Linked DNA regions of Mus musculus: region 2 is linked to region 1. Evidence: chromatin loops called from intact Hi-C (ENCODE). Cell type or tissue: heart. All regions are shown on one strand. Each heading gives the region's core, and the rest is flanking DNA. Links, peaks and the distances in the headings are about the cores only.

Region 1 (2,906 bases), core at 149-2,648:
TTTCTTTCTTTCTTTCTTCCTTCCTTCCTTCCTTCCTTCCTTCCTTCCTTCCTTCCTTTCTTTCTCCCCAGACAGGGTTTCTTTGTATTCCTGCTTTCCTGGAATTGCTCAATCTCAGCCTCTCCTCTGTAGAGCTCTGTAAAGCCTCTGCCTCCTGAGTGCTGGGATGAAAGGCATGCGCCACATCTGGCAGTTGATTTATATTTAAAGATATATGTATGTGTTTTGCCTATTTACTGCATGCATACCTGGTGCCTGTGGAAGTCAAAAGAGGGCATCAGGCTCCCTGGATGGTTGTGAGCCACCATAGAGAACTGATTGTCTACAAGAGCAGTCCCAGCAGCTCGGCATTTAATTGCCGAGCCATGTCGCCAGGACTCTGTCTTTTTTTTTTTTTTTTTTTTTTTTTTGGTTTTTCGAGACAGGGTTTCTCTGTGTAGCCCTGGATGTCCTGGAACTCACTTTGTAGACCAGGCTGGCCTCGAACTCAGAAATTCGCCTGCCTCTGCCTCCCAAGTGCTGGGATTAAAGGCGTGCACCACCATGCCCAGGCATAGGACTCTGTCTTTTGACCAGTGAATTTGCTGACTCTGCTTCACTCTGACTTTTGCTAAAATTCTGTTCAGTGCCTAAGTCCAGCATTCCATCTGTACCTGAGGGGAAGCCCCAGCCAACAATGCGGAATTACATCCCTGCTATTGGTGACAACTGTTAAGAACAGCCTCGATTTTGGTCAAGAAGCAAATAAAGCAATCTAAAATAAAATGTGTTAAACCTGTCTTGGCACACAGGGATTACCATGAAATGCTGAGAAAACCAAGTCTTAGATTCACCTGGTATTTTTTTTTAATTGCAAAAATGCTCAAACTTTATTCTCTGTAAATATATGTTTGAATGGTTGCTGCAGCAATAGGTTTCCACTTGTTCGTGTGGATGGGAGGAACTCAAAGGAAAATCTACACTAAGGTTGCTATGCTAAATCTGCCTCCCCCCCCCCCCAAGATTTCCATTTGGAATTTGGCCATGAATTTTGCATGGTTTAAGCATTGCCAAGGAATTAAAAAAGTTCTACAGTCATCATAATTATTCGTCTGAATCTGAATGAAAGAAAACATCCCTGGCTTCCTGGGCTTTGGTACTATCTGAGTAGGGGAAGGTGAGCCACCTGGTCCCAAAGCTGCGGAGACAGCACTCTGGCACCTCCTGCCGGGCTGGAGCAAGAGTACACCTCAGGCATACTGCTTTCTCACAGCAGCTCTGAAAGGGGTGGTTTTCTCATATACTTATTTTAAAGGCAGGGTTTCTTCAGCCTCCCTAGTGCTAGCAGATATGGGGGAGGGCTGATAAGTCTACTTTTTATTTATGTGTCTGTATCCAATTGCTCAGTCATTGCTCCAGTCCGTTTCCTTTTACTTAAAAAAAAAGTGTACTTATGTACAGATACATATATCTTTCTCTCTCTACATCTAACATGTACGTGGCCCATAGAGGCCAGGAGAGGACATTGGGTTCTCTGGAGCAGGAGTCACAGGCAGTTCTGAGCCCCTGACTAGGGTACTGAGAACAGAGACTGGGTCTTCTAAAAGTACAGCAAACGCTATTGACCACCGATCCATCTCTCAAGTCCCACCTTTTTACTTGGGAAAGGGGCTCCCTAAGTCACCCAGGCTGGCCTTGAACTTGCGATCCTCCTGCTTAGACTTTACGAGGAGCGGGGCTGACAGACCTGCGCCACTGGGCTAGGTTTTCTCCGAAGGCCTAAGGTTTAAACGCTCACAAAGCTCCCGAGCCTCTCCGCCATCTTTGCTCGGTTAGCTGCTAGCGCCAAGAACTTTCGCGCCAAAACGTCCAGCCTCACAAAATGGAGACCGGAAAGAGTTGACTCGTGACGTCACCAAGACGCCACAGCCAATCATCTTGGGAACCAGGCCTTGGAGGCGGGACTCAACCGGCGCAGAGCAGTCCAATAGCTATCCGCGGCGCTGAACGAACCAATAGGAGCGCAGAGACCGCGGTGGACAAACGCGGAGGCTGGTTTTTCCCGCGAAAGTCGGCTTCCTCTAGGAGGGCTGAGGTTCGTGTGGCGCGCCGCTGTGAGGTGAGGGAATTGCGGGACCCCGTCTAGGGAAGCTCCCGCCGCCCCGGGGTGCTCAGCTCTCTGTCTCCCTTGACCCAGGTACAGTCATGTCGGGCTTCGACGACCCGGGCATTTTCTACAGCGACAGCTTCGGTGGCGACCCCGGTGCGGAAGAGGGCCAGGCCCGCAAGTCGCAACTGCAGAGGCGATTCAAGGAGTTCCTGAGACAGTACCGAGTGGGCACCGATCGCACGGGCTTCACCTTCAAGTACAGGTGCGACAGTGTCCGTGAACCATTCTTACGGGGGACGCCTTTTCTTGACAGTCCCTCTTCAGGCCTAAATTTAGGATAGAGTGGTCTACAATTAGGTGTCTTTTGAGAGAGGTGGGGGCATTGGTGCCTGTGAGGACCGGGGTGCACAGGCACTGCTGCTGACGGTCCCTCAATGCACCCTTCCTGTCCCTCTGCCCCTTTGTTGACCACTAAAGAGATGAACTCAAGCGGCATTACAACCTGGGTGAATACTGGATCGAGGTGGAGATGGAGGACCTGGCCAGTTTTGACGAGGAACTGGCTGACCACTTGCATAAACAGCCGGCCGAGCACTTACAGCTGGTGAGTAGCACCCATTTCAGAGCCTCCTAAACCCGGGCCCTGCCCCATCATCACCAGCAGCTTATGCCTTTCCTCTTCTTCAGCTTGAGGAAGCTGCCAAGGAGGTGGCAGATGAGGTGACCCGGCCCCGGCCAGCTGGAGATGAGCTGCTCCAAGACATCCAGGTCATGCTCAAGTCAGATGCCAGCCCGTCGAGCATTCGGATTCTGAAGG
Region 2 (2,906 bases), core at 243-2,742, 75 kb before region 1:
GGAAAAACAAAATGTTAAAAGTCATAAGTAGCAAAAAAAAAATAATAATAATAATAAGGCTGCATGCTATGATGCACATACTTCTCCAATTCCAACACCCCAGGGATCTGAGTTTGAGGCCAGACAAGGGATATTGTCAAAAAAAAAGGGGGGGTGGGGGGGACTGCAGCACCGGGTTTCAGTGTGGCAAAGTCCTAGGTATGAGCCCTGCCAAAATGGAGGAGGAAGTGTGATGGCCCACAGTACTTGTTTAATCTCAGATTAAATGTGGTGAGAGAATCGATTCCTCCACGTTTTCTTCTGACCTCTCTGTATGCACCATGGAACACACACATATAGAGTTAAAAAAAAATTTAAAAGTTTAAAACATAATGCCTTACAAAGATACAGCAAGGAGGAAGCAACCATTACGGAATGCCTTATGAGTGATTTTCATGTCACCTCAATACTCTGAAAGCATTACATTATGGATATTTACAGCTGAGGGGAACAGATAAGGAAAAAGCACTTTTCCGGTTTGCCAGGTGAGAGCCAAGGCAGATGAGGTGGCTTATGAGGTGAAAGCATTTGCCACAGGACAGGCAGTTCATTCTCTGTCTCAAGAGAGCAAAAACCCAGGCCCTTGCCTCCTCTGGCTCTTGGAGCGGGGAGACATCAAATGGAAATTTCGAGTCCGACTTGGGCAAGGAGGCTGTCATCCTCAGGGCTTGGTCCCCAGGACTAAAGGCTAAGACACTAATACTAATACCTGTCTGAGTATGCGTAACCTGACCCAGGTCTTTCCCTGGCCAGAGACCCAGTTTCAGGATGTCAAGACTTCCAGGCTCCACAGTGGCGCGCACTGAAGCTTCAGGGGCGTGGCTTAGAAGCCGGCCCTCCCAGGCCCCGCCCTGGTGTGGCGTCAGCCACGGCCCAGGGGCAGCCTAGTAGGGGGCGGGGCCTCGTGGCTGCGCTCCAGAGCCCCCGCCTGCCGGCACCACCCCGCGGGCTGGCCAACGGGTCACGTGGCGGGTCGGCGGCGCCGGCGGTTGCTGTCACCTGATTCTGGGAGCTGGTGGCAGCGGTAGCCGCGGCAATGGACTTTCTCCTGGGAAATCCGTTCAGCTCTCCGGTGGGACAACGGATCGGTGAGTCCCCGGAGCCGCGCGCAGTCCCGCCCCTGTGTGCCGCTCTGGCCTTGGCCCTGGGACCTGTCGGAGTCCGCAGTCTGGCAGACAGGAGGGAGGCTAGGCGGTGAGGCTGGCGCGGCGCTCTGGGCTCCGCCCACCCTATGACCCACCTGATTGACAAGAACACGGGCCAATCGGAAGTCTTATATGGGGATTGATGCTTGATGTAGCCAATAGGCAGTGGAAGGAGGCGGTCCTGGGCGGATGTGGTTCAGCCAATGTGTGCGTGCTGGGGTCCGAGTAGAGGGAGAAAGTTTGGGTTAAAGGGACTGCTGTGATGAGAAGGCGTTGGGCCGCGCCACCACCGGGCGCGCGCAGACTAAGAGCCCCTCCCGGGCTGGCGGCGTCTTGATCATTCGCCGCGTCACCGACTCTTCACATTCCGAGACGCCGGGGTGTCTAGGTTCGGCCGCGCCTCTGTCCCCATGGTCGGGAGTCTCGGGTTTATGTGACGTCGCCCCCGTGATGGTCCTCGCCCATAGTTAAAGGGTCATGGCCCAGCCTTCCTGGACTTGTTTGATCATTAAATGCATTAATAAGATAGCACTGAGGATGTTTCCTGGCACATGGCTAACGCCTGTCATTGTCAACGTGTTACCACCTACTGGGGCTGGAGCCCATGGGAAGGTGCCGGCTCCCAGCACCTACTCTCGGGCAAAGGCCAGGCGGCGACGTTTCCCCAGGAATGGGTGGTCTGGGCGTGACATCCATACCCCCTTACCTGAAGGGTCCCGACGGCATTGTGAAATTGGGAAGGCCGAATCTGAAAGCTAAGGCTTCCCCTGAAACTGTTAACCCAGCTCTGTGTTGTAACCAACACTGCAGCTGTTAGTAGCTCTTTTGAGGTTCTCATCAGTTCTCTGCAAGGGAGCTCTGATGCCTGAAGCCCAGGTGCTTCACCATAAATCGTTGTTTGAGACCTGGAAAGAGAAGGCAGTCTTCTTCGCAGATTTCCTATGTAAAACAGGCAAATTAGTCTGGCCTTCAAAGCCAGCCTCAAAGTCCTGAGACTTTTTGGATAAAGTCTTTTGGGTTCAGTCTTTTAAACTGCCTGTCAGTTCAAAGCTCAGCATCTCTCCTGCCCTGAAAGTTGCCTGCCTTGGGCAAGAAATACTTCTGATTAAGAGTACTGCTACATCAGTACCTCAGAACACTGACTAAATCTCACTGCTGGACCCTTTCTGCCTTGGGGTTCATGTCAGACCTATCCAAGACTCAGATGGGCAGGTGTAGGGTTCCCAGTTCTCTTTGCAACTGGCTGGGAAACCACACGTTTTGAAATTTCCCACCAGAAGCAGTGGTTCACATCTGTAATCCTATACCCAGGAGACTAAGACAGGAGGATTGACACAAAGTCCCAGGCTAGCTGATTCTGAAATTAGTTGCAGGGTAACATAAGCTGCAGAGTAAGACCCAAAACCAAGTGAATTGAGACAAGATGGCAAAGCTGTAAAAGAGCCAGGTATGGTGGCACATGCCTATAATCCCAGCATTCAGGAAGCTGACACAGGATGATTTTGAACTCAAGTCCAGCCTGGGCTACAGAGACCCTAACTTAAAGAACAACAACAGTATCGGTGTTACATACTCTTCCGTGTATAGAGATAGAAGCACTGGAGATTGAGTCTGCATTTGTTTTTGAGACAGGGTCTCGCAGTGTTGACCAGGTTGGTCAGAAACTTCAGGACTCAAGAAGTCGTCTCCCATCAGCTTCCAAGTAGAGAAGACCTGACTGGC

Evidence for each region. Peaks named below come from ENCODE experiments on the same cell type or tissue, not always from the same donor. Only the 100,000 strongest peaks of a DNase experiment are listed, where the experiment ranks them.
Region 2: it touches region 1 in a loop (4-fold over the local background); 5 of 42 quality-filtered maps call a loop at or near these places.

Annotation. Positions count from the first base shown.
Region 1 is chr8:75,107,524-75,110,429 of GRCm38, forward strand. Mcm5 (minichromosome maintenance complex component 5) reads left to right here and starts at 1,986. Exons shown (of 17, transcript NM_008566.3): 1 at 1,986-2,098; 2 at 2,177-2,351; 3 at 2,567-2,693; 4 at 2,777-2,905. The coding sequence starts at 2,185. In heart, for the core only: a CTCF peak has its summit at 1,211; DNase peaks (open chromatin) are centred at 1,208 and 1,908; H3K4me3 peaks cover 1,636 bases; H3K27ac peaks cover 1,569 bases.
Region 2 is chr8:75,032,701-75,035,606 of GRCm38, forward strand. It overlaps Tom1 (target of myb1 trafficking protein), which reads left to right and starts at 986. Exons shown (of 15, transcript NM_011622.3): 1 at 986-1,127. The coding sequence starts at 1,076. In heart, for the core only: a CTCF peak has its summit at 1,793; DNase peaks (open chromatin) are centred at 981 and 1,321; H3K4me3 peaks cover 1,953 bases; H3K27ac peaks cover 1,779 bases.